2 separate regions of the Homo sapiens genome follow, and region 1 is linked to region 2. Evidence: read pairs that join two places in POLR2A ChIA-PET (ENCODE). Cell type or tissue: CD4-positive, alpha-beta T cell. All regions are shown on one strand.

The links. Peaks named below come from ENCODE experiments on the same cell type or tissue, not always from the same donor. Only the 100,000 strongest peaks of a DNase experiment are listed, where the experiment ranks them.
Region 1: POLR2A ChIA-PET joins it to region 2 with 6 read pairs; 2 of 35 experiments call an interaction of 5 or more read pairs at or near these places.

What each region holds. Positions count from the first base shown.
Region 1 is chr12:111,995,759-112,003,758 of GRCh38, reverse strand. All of the region lies in intron 3 of TMEM116 (transmembrane protein 116), which reads left to right. It also overlaps the pseudogene LOC724085. Among named protein-coding and RNA genes, the nearest start is that of TMEM116, 13 kb to the left of the region's middle. In CD4-positive, alpha-beta T cell, no CTCF peak of the experiment used is centred here; DNase peaks (open chromatin) are centred at 1,238 and 2,738; H3K4me3 peaks cover 3,351 bases; H3K27ac peaks cover 4,466 bases.
Region 2 is chr12:111,581,194-111,589,193 of GRCh38, reverse strand. The region is part of intron 1 of ATXN2 (ataxin 2); the gene reads left to right. It also overlaps the pseudogene IFITM3P5. Among named protein-coding and RNA genes, the nearest start is that of ATXN2, 14 kb to the left of the region's middle. In CD4-positive, alpha-beta T cell, no CTCF peak of the experiment used is centred here; no DNase peak of the experiment used is centred here.

The sequences.
Region 1 (8,000 bases), 410 kb before region 2:
ACCTAGTCTCTGAAACAAATAACAGATGTTACCTGTAAGTGGTGAAATAATTCTATGAATTACTTTTAAATTTGTCATGATGATACAATGAGATATTTTTGGCATGGTCAGTAGGGCTCCCTTTTCTTCTAGGTAATTATTTTAGCTATAACTTTGAATTCTGAGAGATTAACTATTTTTTTTTTTTTTTTGAGACGGAGTCTTGCTCTGTCACCCAGGCTGGAGTGCAGTGGTGCGATCTCGGCTCACTGCAAGCTCCACCTCCCGAGTTCACGCCATTCTCCTGCCTCAGCCTCCCGAGTAGCTGGGACTACAGGCACCCGCCACCACGTCCGGCTAATTTTTTGTATTTTTGGTAGAGACAGGGTTTCACCGTGTTAGCCAGGATGGTCTCGATCTCCTGATCTCATGATCCGCCTGCCTTGGCCTCCCAAAGTGCTGGGATTACAGGCGTGAGCCACCGCGCCCAGCCCTGAGATTAACTATTAAATGTGGATTTCTTTGGTATGCATTAATTGCTAAGGCTAAGGAAACAGAATGTTGTCTGAATCCAATATTCACTCTAAGCATAGCAGGAGCTTGCCTAGAGGTGAGTTCTCTGATTTTGATACTTTAGTAAAATTGCTACTGGGACTAGGAGATAGTTTAAAAACTTTGCTATATGAAACATACTTATTTTGCTTCTCTGGCCTTCTAGGCAATTGCAATTTTATGGTGAAAACAGAGTAAAAATACATTTAAACTATTCATACCAAAAAGATCAAATTAAAAACCTTCCTGATTAACAGAGTACTAGGGAGAGTGATGTATTTTCTAGCTTAGTAAACAGATCTTAAGAGAAATATAACAACTATTCTTTAACCAGACCAAATAGCACAAAATTAGACAAAGCATAGGTCAGGACATGTATGGGAGAGCTTTTATATGTGGAAAATGCCATTGGGTTTTATTGGGCCCACTTTAATAATAAAAATAACTTCTGTATGTTGAACACTTACTATTTTCCAACTATGCTGAGTGCTTTACATACTTTATCTCATTGGTCCTCATCAATCTATAAGAGGGATAGTATTAGGCCCATTTCACAAAAGAGGAAATTGTGGTTCAAAGTCAGGAAATAATTTGTTCAAGTTACACAGTAAATAGAAGAGCAGGGGTTTTTTGCTTTTTTCTTTTTTTCTTTTTTTTTTTTTTGAGATGGAGTCTCACTGTGTCGCCGAGGCTGGAGTGCAGTGGCACGATCTTGGCTCACTACAATGTCTGCCGCCCAGGTTCAAGTGATTCTCCTGCCTCAGCCTCCCAAGTAGCTGGGATTACAGGTAACTGCCACCGCATCCAGCTAATTTTTTTTTTTTTTTTTTTTTTGAGACAGAGTTTCGCTCTTGTTGCCCAGGCTGGAGTGTGATGGTGCAATCTCGGCTCACTGCAACCTTTGCCTCCTGGGTTCAAGCAATTCTCCTGCCTCAGCCAGGGTTTCACCATCTTGGCCTGGTTGATCTTGAACTCCTGATCTCCTGATCCACCTGCCTGGACCTCCCAAAGTGCTGGGATTATAGGTGTGAGCCACCATGCCTGGCCAAGAGCAAGGATTTTTAAAAGTCAATACTCTTAATTATAATTGCTCTCCAAACTAAACAAAATTTTTAGTATTTATTCTAGATAGATTTGCTCAGTGCTTTCAGTGTATTTTTCATTTAATCCTTAAAAAACTTTGAGATGGATATTATTAGTCTGATATTGCAGACAAGGAAACTGAATCCTGGTAAGGTTAGGGGACTTTCCTAAGTTCTTACAGCTAGTAAGTGTTGGAGCTGGAATTTGAATGCAGCCTTGTCTTGTTCCAGAGCCTCTCCACCATACACTTTTAAACCACCAAAATATAATGTCCAATGAAAATGGATTTTGAAGTTTCAGTGGTAGATTGTGACTGTGTAAGTCAAACTGGAAAGTAAAAGTCTTGCTACTGTATTGTCATTGCCTGCCAAAGTAATTTTAAGTCAAACATCTTGTGATTCAGATTTTCCTAATGTTTATTTCCTTTGCTGGAATTTGAGTTCAGATGTGATTAAGTTAATAAAGTATGACTTACACACAGAGAGAGCTAAGCTTTATCTCTGAAAGCAGGGTTTCTCAACCTCAGCTTTATTGAGATTTGGGGCTAGATAATTATTTGTAGTCCTGTACATTAGGACGTTTGGCAGCCTTTACCAGCTGGATACTAGTAGTAAACCCTCTGTTCTTTAGTTGTGACAACCAAAAATTTCTTCAAACAATGCCAAATGGTCCAGGTGTAGTGGCAGGTGCCTATAGTTCTAGCTACCCAGGAGGCTGAGGTGGGGATTGCTTGAGCACAGGAGTTCAAGGCTGCAGTGAGCTATGATCATATCACTGCACTCCAGCCTGGGTGACAGAACAGGACCCCATCTCTTAAAAATAAAAAAATTGCTGAATGTCCCTGTGAGGGTGGGATTGGGGCAAAATTGTTCTTGTTTGAAAACTACTGTCCAAGGTGACTTTCTGGCATAACAGTGGGTTGGGACTTTATAAAGATATAAGGTGTTAAGGTCTAATTTGGCTTAGGACGTGACTCTTTTTTCTTACTATTTATAATTAAAACAAAATAGAGATGCTCTTGAGTAGGGAGAGCTCTTGGTTATTCTGCCCGTGGTTTAAATTAAAGACAGATAGAGAGGAAAGCACCAGCCGTGGTGGCGCCAAGTCCCTTGTGGCAGCAGAGAGGAATCAGTTGGACCTCACGGGAGCTTGGATGGTCATGGCCTTTACCTTGTACTGACTGCTGCAGGCAGCCCTGCTCTGTGTCAGTGCCATCGCCATGCTGCACAAAGAGAAATTCCTCAAGAACATTGGCTGGAGAATAGACCAGAGAATTGGTGGATTCGGGGAGGAGCCAGGAATTAAATCTCAGCTAATGAACCGTATTCAATCTGTAACAACTGTGATGAGAATGCCATTGATAATAGTAAACTCAATTGCAATTGTGTTACTTTTATTATTTGGATGAATATCAGGAGAGGAAATGGAGACTCAGAAGAGATGCTAGCAGAAGTTATTATTTAGGTCATTATTGGAATAAAGGCTGAGATGGGAGGATCACTTGAGCCTGGGAGGCTCAGGAAGTAAGTAAGTAAGACTGCAGTAAGCCAAGATCGGGCCACTGCACTCCAGCCTGTGTGACAAAGTGAGACCCTATTTCAAAAAAAAAAAAAAGAAAAAAAAATCAGATCATGAGAGGCAGTAACTCTCCAGGACTGGAATATTTGCTTACTGTTAATAGTAGCTCGCTCTGTGCTGAGATTGTTAAAAGAGTGCATAAGACTGTTGTTTCTGTTTTTAAAGTTATTTTTCTATCTCTCATTTCTGAGGGATGAATTTTTTTAAAAAGTTTTGAAGTTCTTTGGGACTTAGCCATGATGTGAATGCTTATCTCTAGATAAAATTTAAAGGATTTTAAAAAAGTAATTGCTACACATAAAATGATAAATAGGTAATTTGAGTGATTTTATTTTGAACTCCTTGGTTAATTATTTTGTTTGTATATTGTTTCATCTATGAATAATTCAAATTTATAGACACTATTGAGGAGTAATACTCTCTGATATATCAAGGAGAATTGTGTTAGTCACATGATGATTTTGTTTTACTTTTTTAATGCATTTATTATTTTATTAATTGGACTAAATGATGAGACCAGACCAGTGTCTACATATTTTCATTGTTAGAAAAATCTACAAAAGTCTACCCTTTCTACAGTGATGACTTTAAACAAAAAAAAGCAGCATAAATATTAGCCTGCAAGAGCAGTCCTAAACAGTCACAATTAAACTATACTACACAAGAAGACTGTTGTGAAGCATTTACCTCCCCCAAAATCTTTACAGTTCCATTTCTTGGTGAAGTGGCACACTGTGGGTTGTGATTCTTAATTCTTCATTGTGTTTGTCAATAGGACATTCATGCTGGATAGGTTGTCTTTTATTTATTTTTTTATGTCTCAAATCATCTTGTGGGATTGTTTGCTCATCTCATAGTACAGTTTTAAACAGAAAGTTTGAAACAATGTAAATGGTTTTTGTGAAAATTATTAGTTACTATATACATGTGTATATATATGTATATATAATTTATTTTATTTTTTTTTTGAGATGGAGTCTCGCTCTGTAGCCCAAGCTGGAGTGCAGTGGTGCAGTCTCAGCTCACTGCAACCTCTGTCACCAGGGTCTCGGTTCAAGCAATTCTGGCTCAGCCTCCCGAGTAGCTGGGATTACAGGCATGCGCCAGCATGCCCAGCTAATTTTTGTATTTTTAGTAGAAATGGGGTTTCACCATGTTGGTCAAGCTGGTGTTGAACTCCTGACCTCGTGATCCACCCGCCTTGGCCTCCCAAAGTGCTGGGATTACAGGCGTGAGTCACCGCGCCCGGCCAAGTTACAATATTTTTAAAGAGCTAGAATGGCCTCTTTGTAAATAGAAGAACATTTGTAAATAAAGTTGAATTTCTAAGTAAAAAAAAAGGACAAATACAAATGTATATATATGTGGGTTTTTTTTTAAGAGTTTTTGCTTTCATGTTTAGGATCATATCTTATGCTTTTTTGGGTTTTCTTTATTACCAGGCACTAGGCTGGTTGTATTTTTCTTAAGAGCATGACCTATATTATACATTTCTTTGTATTTCCTTCAAAATAATGCCTTGTTATACATAGGAGGGGTAGAATTTTTCTTGATTTCAATAATAGGTACTCAGTTAATTTTTGTTGTATAATTGATTGAACTTTATCTCCTGTTATTAGAATTGAGTGCAAGCAAACCTCACCTCGTTTTGTCCTCCTTTGCCCTGCCAAAGACTTCTGATATGTTTTAACATCTCCCTATACATAGGGTCCTTTCCTTTCCTTTCCCCCTTTCCCCCTTTGCCTTTCCTGAGAGTCTCGCTTTGTCATTCAGGCTGGAGTGCAGTGGTGTGATCTCAGCTCACTGCAACCTCCATCTCCTGGATTCAAGTGATTCTTCTGCCTCAGCCTCCCAAGTAGCTGGGACTACAGGCATATGCCACCATGCCTGGCTAATTTTTTTGTATTTTTAGTAGAGACAGGGTTTCACCATATTGGTCAGGCTGGTCTCAAACTCCTGACCTCAGGTGATCTGCTCGCCTCGGCCTCCCAAAGTGCTGGGGATTACAGGCATGAGCCACTGCGCCCAGCCTCATAGGGCTATTTCTTGAATTAATGATCAGAATGTTATTGCTCACAAAAGCTGCATGGCTGCTTTTCTTCTCCAGGGATTATTTATGTGAAAGTTGATTATACATATTGGATCATTCTTGTCATACCCAACTAAATTGGAGTCGAGAAGCCAAGGGGAACAAGCTCTCAGAGCACATAGCACCTGCTCCAATAATTAATATTTTCACAAGCCCAGCTACTAAAATAGTCCAATGTAACCCTGAGACCAGTTTGATCTTGTAGTTGCCAAAATGACTTGCCCTGTCTCTTAGGACTAGTTTTACATACCACGGTCACTCACTAATCAGAGTTTGCCGACTCCCAAAACTTTCTTTGGTGCCAGTGAGCTTGCTTTCAAAACAACATGTACTATTTCCCTTCTAATAAAACTCCCAGTCATCTCTTTGTTCTTCAGACATGTCCAAGACCACGCAGTCTGTGTGTATGCCCTGAAATGCAATTCTTGCTTCCCAAATAAAACATTTTAAATTTAGAGATTTTTCTTTATATATTTCTTGACTTCACCATTTCACATTTTTAAATCTCTTAACAGTTATAAACTTATGATAGGTCATAAGCCAGTAGAATCTATGACTGTGCCATCCAACTGGAATTTTAGCAAGCTTACCCAGAGAAAAGGCCATATGTGGTTAACATAATAGCTGATATTTATTAAATACTTTATACTTTTAAATGTTTTATTACATATTATTTCACTTTTTTATGTTTCTGTTAGCCAAGGCAACTTGACCATCTAACCCTATTAACAAGATATTAATTAGCATCTTACCTCTTTTTCTGGTTTGGGAGAAATATATGAGAAAAATCCTCTTGTATAGGTGGGCTTGGGAGAAAGAGATGAGAAAAATTCTGTTTTGTACATGTGGGGAGATTAGTTCTCATATTAGGTAATATCTGTTCTGTTTGTTTTTTTTGTTTGTTTGTTTTTGTTTTTTTTTAGATAACAGGATTTTGCTGTGCCACTCAGGCCATAGTACAGGATCATAGCCTACTGTAGCCTCAAACTGCTAGGCCCAAGCAATCCTGCCACCTCAGCTTCCTGAATAGCTGGGACTACAGGTGCACGCCACTATAGCCAGCTATTTTTTTTAATTTTTAATTTTGTAGAGACAGGGGTCTTGTTATGTTGCCAAGGCTGGCCTGGAACTCCTGGCTTCATTCAGTCTTCCCGCCTCAGCCTCACAAAGTGCTGGCATTACAGGCTTGAGCCACAGTGCTTGGCCAGGACTTTAAAATTTGTAAATGTATTTTTTTATTGTGAGATATACCAGACATGAACTAGAATGCATGAAACATGTATGTACTATTTAAAGAATGATTATAAACAAACACTAGTGACAAGAAATGGAACATTACCTGTACTTCCAGACATATACCTATTGAGGTTCTTCCCAATCACAGCTCTCCCTCTCACCTCTAGAGATAATCAGTATCCAGATTTTTGTGATAAGCATTTTTTTACTCTTATGTACGGTTTACCAGAAATGTATGTATGTTTAAACAATTTGGTTTTGCTTGTTTTTGAACTTGATATAATTGGAATAATGCTATATGTATTTTTGTACGTATTGTTTTATGAATTGCTTTTATCCCTCAATATTATTTGTGAGATGTATCCACGTTGTATAGAGCATGAGTTCATTTCATTTTCATTGATGTCTGGTATTCTGTAGTATGAATATACTAAAATTTATTTACCTGCTTATGCTGCTATAAGCATTCTTGTACATGTTTTCTTGTACATAAGCATTATTGTATAAGCATTCTTGTACATTATGCTGCTATAAGCATTCTTGTACATGTTTTCTGGTGCGCAAATGCATAAGCTTATCTAGTATATTTGCCCAATATCAGAATTGTCATAGGATTTCCACTGCCCCTAAATTAATGTCAAACTCTTTTCCAACTGGTTGTGCCAGCAGTGTATAAAGTGTCCTGTTGCTTTTTGTTCCCGTTAATACTTGCTGTTATCAGACTTAAAATTTTTGCCATGGGTGTGTAATTATTTTCTTATTGTGGTTTTAATTTTTCATTTCCTTTATTACTAATAAAGTAGGGCATATTTGCATATGTTTATGGCCATTTGGATTTCCTCTTTTGTTAAATATTTTTGCCTGTTTTTCTGTTGAGTTTTTCTTACTACTTAGTAATTTTTTTAAAACACAGTTTGGATCCTTTGTCAGTTATATGTGTTACAAATATCTTCTATTTTGTGGTATGTCTTTTTACTTTCTTTATGGTGTCTTGACACAGACTCAATTTTTCATTTTAATGTGGTTGATTTTTTTCATTATTTCTTTTAGTACTTTTTGTGTTTTGTTTAGGAAAATTTTCCCTAAACAAAAATTGAAGACATTCTCCTATAGAATGTAAAAAAAAGGTTTACAGTTTTTGTCCTTTCACATTTAGGTCTTTAAACTACTTGGAATAGATTTTTTTTTTTTTTTTTTTTTTTGAGACAGGGTCTTGTTCTGTTTCCCTGGCTGAAGTGCAGTGATGCAATCATGGCTCACTGCAGCCTTGACCTCCTGGGCTCAAGTGATCCTCCTGCCTCAGACTCCCAAGTAGCTGAGACCACAAGTGTGTGTCACCATGCCCAGCTAATTTTTTTATTTTTTATTTTATTTGTAGAGATGGAGTCTCACCATGTTTCCCAGTCTGGTCTTGAACTCCTGGGCTCAAGCAGTCCTCCTGCCTCGGCCTCCCAAAATGTTAGGATTATAGTCATATAGTCAC
Region 2 (8,000 bases):
ACAGCTGTGTGCCACCATGCCTGGCTAATTTTTGTATTTTTAGTAGAGATGGGGTTTCATCATGTTGGCCAGGCTGGTCTCGAACTCCTGACCTTAGATGATCCACCCGCCTCGTCCTCCCAAAGTGCTGGGATTACAGGTGTGAGCCACCGTGACCAGTTTGGTTTAGTTTTTTTTTTTTTTTTTTTTTTTTTTTTTTTTTGAGAAATCTCGCTCTGTCGCCCAGGCTAGAGTGCGGTGACACAATCTCAGCTCACTGCAAGCTCCACCTCCCAGGTTCATGCCATTCTCCTGCCTCAGCCTCCCGAGTAGCTGGGACTACATGCGCCCGCCACCATGCCCGGCTAATTTTTTTTATGCATTTTAAGTAGAGATGGGGTTTCACTGTGTTAGCCAGGATTGTCTCAATCTCCCGACCTCTTGATCTGCCCGCCTCGGCTTCCCAAAGTGCTGGGATTATAGGCATGAGCCACCGCGTCCGGCCTGGTTTGGTATTTTTTTTATGAGTCTGGGTTGTTTATGAAAACTTGTCACAGCTGTTAACCTTAACTTTTTTTTTTTCTTTTTTTTCCGAGACGGAGTCTCGCTCTGTCACCTAGGCTGGAGTGCAGTGGTGCGATCTCGGCTCATTGCAACCTCTGCCTCCCAGGTTAAAGCGATTTTTCTGCCTCAGCCTCCTGAGTAGCTGGGACTGCAGGCACGCACCATCTCGCCTGGCTAATTTTTGTATTTTAGTAGAGATGGGGTTTCACCATATTGGCCAGGCTGGTCTGGAACTTCTGGCCTCAAGTGATCCACCTGCCTTGGCCTCCCATGCCTGGCAACCTTAACTTTTTATTTGCTGGTAATTATTTGTGTTTGCATTCATGTGAAAATTTGAAATTCTCATTAACATTTAAAGATTCTTACATAGATTGCTTGTAATTTTAACCCTGAAGTTGTGTCAAGTGACTTTACAATGTCAATTTGTTTTATTTATTTATTTATTTATTTATTTATTTATTTTTGTGATAGGATCTGGCTCTGTTGCTAAGGCTGGAGTGCAGTGTTGCAAATACGGCTCACTGCAACCTCTGTCTCCCGGGTTCAAGCCATCCTCCCACCTCAGCCTCCCAAGTAGTTGGAACTACTGGTGCGCCCCACAGTGCCTGCCTAGTTTTTTTGTATTTTCAGTAGATGTGGAGTTTTGCCATGTTGATCTTGAACTCATGGCCTCGAGTGATCCACCCCACTTAGGCCTCCTAACATGCTGGTGTTACAGGTGTGAGCCACTGTGTCCAGCCCGAAAATGTCAGTTTCGTGCCATGATTAATAGCTAACTACATTTTGGGAATGTAATAAAATTTCATTCTATAATGAAGTCTTTGTAAAACTCATTAGTTGTGGTATGAGGCTTGTCGGCAATATAAGTGAACGTGGTTTATTTTTATTAACTGTATCAGAACTTTAGAATGTTGGTCTCCTGAAACCATTGCCTTGAGAGGCTTTATTGAACAGTGTTGCCAATGATCAGTTTTTTTTTAAATTTCCTTTTTTTTGAGACTGAGTCTTACCCTGTTGGCCAGGTTGGAGTATAGTGGTATGGTCATGGCTCACTGCAGCCTCAACATCCTGGGCTCAAGCAGTCCTCCTACCTCAGTCTCCCGAGTAGCTGGAACTACAGGTGTATGCCACCATGCCTGGCTTTTGTATATTTTGTAGAGACAGGGTTTAGCCATGTTGCCCAGGCTGGTCTCAAACTCTTAAATTCAAATGATCCACCCACCTAGTTTTCCCAAAGTGCTTTAATTACATGTGTGAGGCACCGTGGCTGGCCAGGTCAAATATTTTTCATTGACGTTTTTCATATTGCTTTTTAAAGTCATGTTAAAATATTCTTAATAATTTTTCTAAGTGGAATTAATCTTGATTATAATTTTAGTTTTTTATAAAGGGCGGGTTTTGAAACAAGTACTGCATTTTTCTTTTCGGGTTTATAAACATTTGCTGTGGACTTTGTGCAGTTAACTATTTTCATTCCTGAAACACATTTCGAAATCAGGAATTGAAGACTAAATGTCTTTTCACTGAAGCTTGAGCAGATTTTAGAAAGGGGAGTTCTTTTTTTTTTTTTTTTTTTTGGTAGAAATGGGGGTCTTGTTATGTTGCCCAGGCTGGCCTCCAACTTCTGGGCTTAAACTGTCCTCCTGCTTTAGCCTCTGGTCTGGAGAGTTCTTTATGGCCTCTTTGAGAACTTTTACTTTACACATGATTCTATCTAGCTTTCTTTTCTGATGTACATATTGGCAGCAAGTAGAAAAGCAATGTTTTCAGAGGCAGATATATTAACAGCAATGAGAAATAACAGTAGCGTGATAGAAAGTTGAAAGACTTAGCTGGGTGCGGTGGCTCACGCTTGTAATCCCAGCACTTTGGGAGGCCAAGGAGGGTGGATCACTTGAGGTCAGGAGTTCGAGACCAGTCTGGCCAACATGGTGAAACCCTGTCTCTACTGAAAAACAGAAAAAGGGCCGGGCGTGGTGGCTCACCCCTGTAATCCCAGCACTTTGGGAGGTTGAGGAGGGCGGATTACAAGGTCAAGAGATTGAGACCATTCTGGCCAACAGGGTGAAACCCCATCTCTACTAAAAATACAAAAAAATTAAATGGGCGTGGTGATGTGTGCCTGTAGTCCCAGCTACTCGGGAGGCTGAGGCAGGAGAATTGCTTGAACCCGGGAGGCAGAGGTTGCAGTGAGCCGAGATCGGGCCACTGCACTGACGACAGAGGGAGACTCCGTCTAAAAAAAAAAAAAAAAAAAAAAAACCAGACTTGGGGCTGGGCGGGCGCCTGTAATCCCAGCTACTTGGGAGGCTGAGGCAGGAGAATCGCTTGAACCCGGGAGGTGAAGGTTGCAGTGAGCTCAGATTGTGCCACTGTGCCCCAGCCTGGGCCACAGAGCAGAGTGAGACTCTGTCTCAAAAAAAAAAAAAAAGTTTGGAAGACTGGTGGCTGGGCATGGTGGCTCACACCTGTAATCCCAACACTTTGGGAGGCTGAAGCAGGCAGATTACCTGAGCCCAGGAGTTCAAGTCCAGCCTGGGCAACACAGGGAAACCCCATCTCAACAAAAAATATTAATACAAAAAATTTAGCCAGTCATGGTCGTGCACTTCTGTAGTCTCAGCTACTTGGGAGGCTGAGGCAGGTGGTTCACTTAAGTCTGGATGTCGAGGTGAGCCATGATTGCACCACTGCACTCCAGCCTGGGCGTTAAAATGAGACCTTATCTCAAAAAAACAAAGCAAAGAGCCTGGGAACTACTAAAATGGGAACTACTAAAAAACAGACACAAGAGCTCAACAAGTATACCATTCTGGGAGGTTTTTTTTTTTTTTTTTTTTTTTTTTTTTGAGATGGAGTTTTGCTCTTGTCACCCAGGCTGGAGTGCAATGGCGCCATCTCTGCTCACTGTAGTTCCGCCTCCCAGGTTCAAGCAGTTCTCCTGCCTGACTCCTGAGTAGCTGGGAGTACAGATATTGGTCACACACCGGGTTAATTTTTGTATTTTTAGTAGAGACGGGGTTTCCCCATTTTGGCCAGGCTGGTCTCGAACTCCTGACCTCAGGTGATCCGCCTGCTTCAGCCTCCCAAAGTGCCGGGACCACAGGCGTGAGCCACCGCACCTGGCTTTTTTTTTTTGACATAGAATCTTGTTCTGTTGCCCAGGCTGGAGTGCAATGGTACAATCTTGGCCCACTGCAACCTCTGCCTCCCAGCTTCTAGCGATTTTCCTGCCTCTGACTCCTGAGTAGCTGGGATTACGGGTGCCCGCCACCACACCCGGATAATTTTTGTATTTTTAGTAGAGATGGGGTTTTGCCATATTGGCCAGGCCGGTCTTGAACTCCTGACCTCAGATGATCCACCTGCCTAGGCCTCCCAAAGTGCCGGGATTACAGGCGTGAGCCACCACTCCCGGCCTGGGAGTTTTGACTGTAAGTTTATAGCTGTATATCTTAGGCCCTAAGGGCATTACTGTTTTATAGCACAGTGTAGTTAGTTAATGTGCTCATAATGGTGACTCATAACACCAGGTTAAATGATTTTTTATATCTCCCAAAGAAGTATTTTTCAATCTGCAGATCATGACCCCTTAGTAGATTGTGAAACACATTAGTGGATTATGACAAGCATTTTTAGAAAAATGAAAAAGAATAAGAAGTGTTAGGATGCATTGCATTATTGAAATAATTGTTTTTGAGATGGAGTTTCGCTCTTAGTTGCCGAGGCTGGAGTGCAATGGCCCGATCTGCCTCCCGGGTTCAAGTGATTCTCCTACCTCAGCCTCCTGAGTAGCTGGGATTACAGACATGCTCCACCATGCCTGGCTAATTTTGTATTTAGTTTTAGTAGAGATGGGGTTTCTCCATGTTGGTCAGGCTGGTCTTGAACTCCTGACCTCAGGTGATCCACTTGCCTCGGCCTCCCAAAGTGCTGGGGATACAGGCATGAACCCCTGTGCCCGGCCTAATTTTTGTATTTTTAGTAGAGATGGGGTTTCACCATGTTGGCCAGGATAGTCTTGATCTCTTGACCTCGTAATCTGCCCACCTCGACTCCCAAAGTGCTGGGATTACAGGTGTGAGCCACTGCACCCAGCTGCCAAGAATTGTTTTAAGCTTTGGTTTGAGTTAATGTATATATACCGCATTGTAATTCAAAATGTAATTTTTGGCCAACTCTGGGCACATTGCCTATGGACTAGTCCTGCTCTGCCACGAGCAGCAACAGTTCAATGAATTTTTTTTTTTTTTTTTTTTTTTTTTTTTTTTTTGAGACAGGGTCTCTGTCACCAAGGCTAGAATGTAGTGGTGCAGTCTCGGCTCACTGCAACCTCTGTTTCCTGGGCTCAAGCGATCCTCCCACCTCAGCCTCCTGAGTAGCTGGGAGTACAGGAGCACGCTACCATGCCTGGCTAATTTTTGTATTTTTTGAAGAGATGAGGTTTTGCCATGTTGTTCAGGCTAGTCTTGAACTCTGGAGCTCAGATGATCCACCCACCTTGGTGTCCAGAAATGCTGGGATTACAGGGATGAGCCACCGTGCCTAGCCAAAAATTTTTTTTTAAGTAATTTTTTATTGATATAGTCAAAAAAGTTACTGCTTTAGAGCCAGAGAAACGCAGTAAAAGGATTGAGAAAGAGTTTTGAGGTTATATCTAAGCTAGGGTTGTCAGATTTGGCAAATAGAAATACAGGACACTCAGTTAAATTTGAATTTTTGATGAACATTGACCAGTTTTTTAGTATAATTGTGTATTAAATTGCATAGAAAAAAGTTATTTATCTAAAGTTGAAATTTAACTGAGCATCTTGTATTTTATCTGGCAACTCCAGTCTAAGCTGGAATCATGGTTCACTGTTTTTTTTTTTTTTTTTTTTTTTTGAGTCGGAGTCTTGCTGTGTTGCCCAGGCTGGAGTGCAATGGTGCGATCTTGGCTCACTGCAACCTCCACCTCCTGTGTTCAAGTGATTCTCCTGCCTCAGCCTCCTGAATAGTTGGGATTACAGGCACCCACCACCATGCCCAGCTAATTTTTATATTTTTAGTAGAGACGGGGTTTTCGCCATGTTGTTCAGGCTGGTCTTGAACTCCTGACCTCAGGTGGTCCGCCCACCTGGGCCTCCCAACGTGCTGGGATTACAGGCATGATCTACCGTGCCTGGCCATGGTTCACTCTTCAGTAACTAAAATTTAAGCTCTATGAAAGCAGGAACTTTGTTTTGTTCACTATTGATTGTATCCCTATTTCTTGAATGGTTGGCACTTAACTGCTTGGTCACATGTTTGAATGGGCAAGTTACTCAGCCACTCTCAGGCTTAGTTTATTTACCTATTAAAAGAGAAAGAATATCTTCCTTGGCTGGGCGCGGTGGCTCACGCCTATAATCCCAGCACTTTGGGAGGCTGAGGCGGGTGGATCACGAGGTCAGGAGATCGAGACCAACCTGGGCAACATTGTGAAACCTCATCTCTACTAAAATAGAAAAAATTAGCTGGGCATGGTGGTGCGCATCTGTAGTCCCAGCTACTCGAGAGGCTGAGGCAGGGGAATCGCTTGAACCCAGGAGGTGGAGGTTGCAGTGAGCCAAGATTGTGCCACTGCACTCCAGCCTGGGCGACAGAACGAGACTCTGTCTCCAAAAAAAAAAAAAAAACAAACAAAAAAAAAAACTGAGATACTGGCCGGGCGCGGTGGCTCGTGCCTGTAATCCCAGCACTTTGGAAGGCCGAGGCGGGTGGATCACGAGGTCAGGAGATCGAGACCGTCCTGCCTAACATGGGGAAACCCTGTCTCTACTAAAAATACAAAAAATTAGCCAGGCGTGGTGGCGGGCGCCTGTAATCCCAGCTACTTGGGAGGCTGAGGCAGGAGAATGGCGTGAACCCGGGAGGCAGAGCTTGCAGTGAGCGGAGATGGTGCCACTGCACTCCAGCCTGCTGGGCGACAGAGCGAGACTCCGTCTCAAACAAACAAACAAACAAACAAAAAAACTGAGATACTAAAGTCTTAATATTTTCTGTTTTTATGTATTTATTTTTTGAGATGGGATCTTGCTGTATTGCCCAGGTTGGAGTACAGTATTGTGATCATGGCTTATTGCAGCCTTTAACTCCTGGGTTCAAGTGATCCTCCCACCTCAGCCTCCTGAGTAGCTGGGACCACAGGCACATGCAACATCACACCCTGCAGTTCTTTTTTTTTTTTTGAGACACCGTCTCGCTTTGTCACCCAGGCTGCAGTGCGTGGTGCAATTTCTGCTCACTCTAACCTCCACCTCCCGAGTTCAAGCAGTTCTGCCTCAGCCTCCTGAGTAGCTTGGGACCACATGTGTGTGCCATCATGCCTGGTTAATTTTTTGTATTTTTAGTAGTGACAGGGTCTTACCATGTTGCCCAGGTTGGTCTCAAACTCCTGAGCTCAAGTGATCTGCCCGCCTTCGCCTCCCAAAGTGTCTGCGCCCTACAATTTAAAAAAATTTTTGTAGAGACAGTCTCACTGTTACCCGGGCTGGTTTTGAACTTCTGCCCTCAAGTACTCCTCTTGCCTTGGCCTCCCAAAGTATTGAAATTAAGGCCATGAGGCAGCACACCCAGCCTAAATTCTTCTTATGTTCTGTTCTTGGCACATAGTAGATGTTCAACAATGTAGAGTCAAACGCATTTGGAGTTGGAATGGCTCTGGTGTTTTTTTTTTTTTTTTAAACCAGAAACACGTGCAGTTTATTGAATGCCATTGTAGAAAAGTGTGTGAGGATAAACGGCTGATAGAGAACTTGGCTCTGGGGGCAGGGCGAGGAATGGAGGGTGGATGGAGTACATGGGAATCAGATCACGGGCAGAGCTCCTGGCCTAGATAATGCCTCCTGATCTGTTGATAGACTTGAAAGATCAACACTGGGATGATGCTGAGCAGAATGGTCGTAATGATGCGCACAATCAGGGCCCAGATGTTCAGGCACTTGGCGGTAAAGGCATAGGCCTGGGCCCTGATCAGGTCGCCAACCATCTTCTTGTCCCTAGACTTCACGGAGTAGGCCAATGCTATGAAGCCCAGGCAGCAGGAGTTCATGAAGTGGGTGTTGAACAGGGACCAGACGACATGGTCGGGCACGGAGTTCTCGCTGTGGATGGGGATCACGGTGGACATTGGGGGAGCAGGGTTGTGGGGTGCCCCCAGCACAGCCACCTCTTGCTCCTCCTTGAGCATCTCATAGTTAGGGGGATGGCCGATGTTGGCAGGAGTGAAGAGGTTTGGACATTGTGGTTCATGGTGTCCAGGGAAGACCAGCTGTGGTCGGGTTGCTGGGGTGGTTCTCAGTGGGCCCCTCCCTTTCCCTGGTAGTTTGGATTTCTCTGGCTCTGGTGGTTTTTTAGTACTCATTCTATTTACGGGTGAAGAAATTGAGACCAAGAGGGTTATTTACCAGAGTATCTCATCATTGGCTGCATAACTG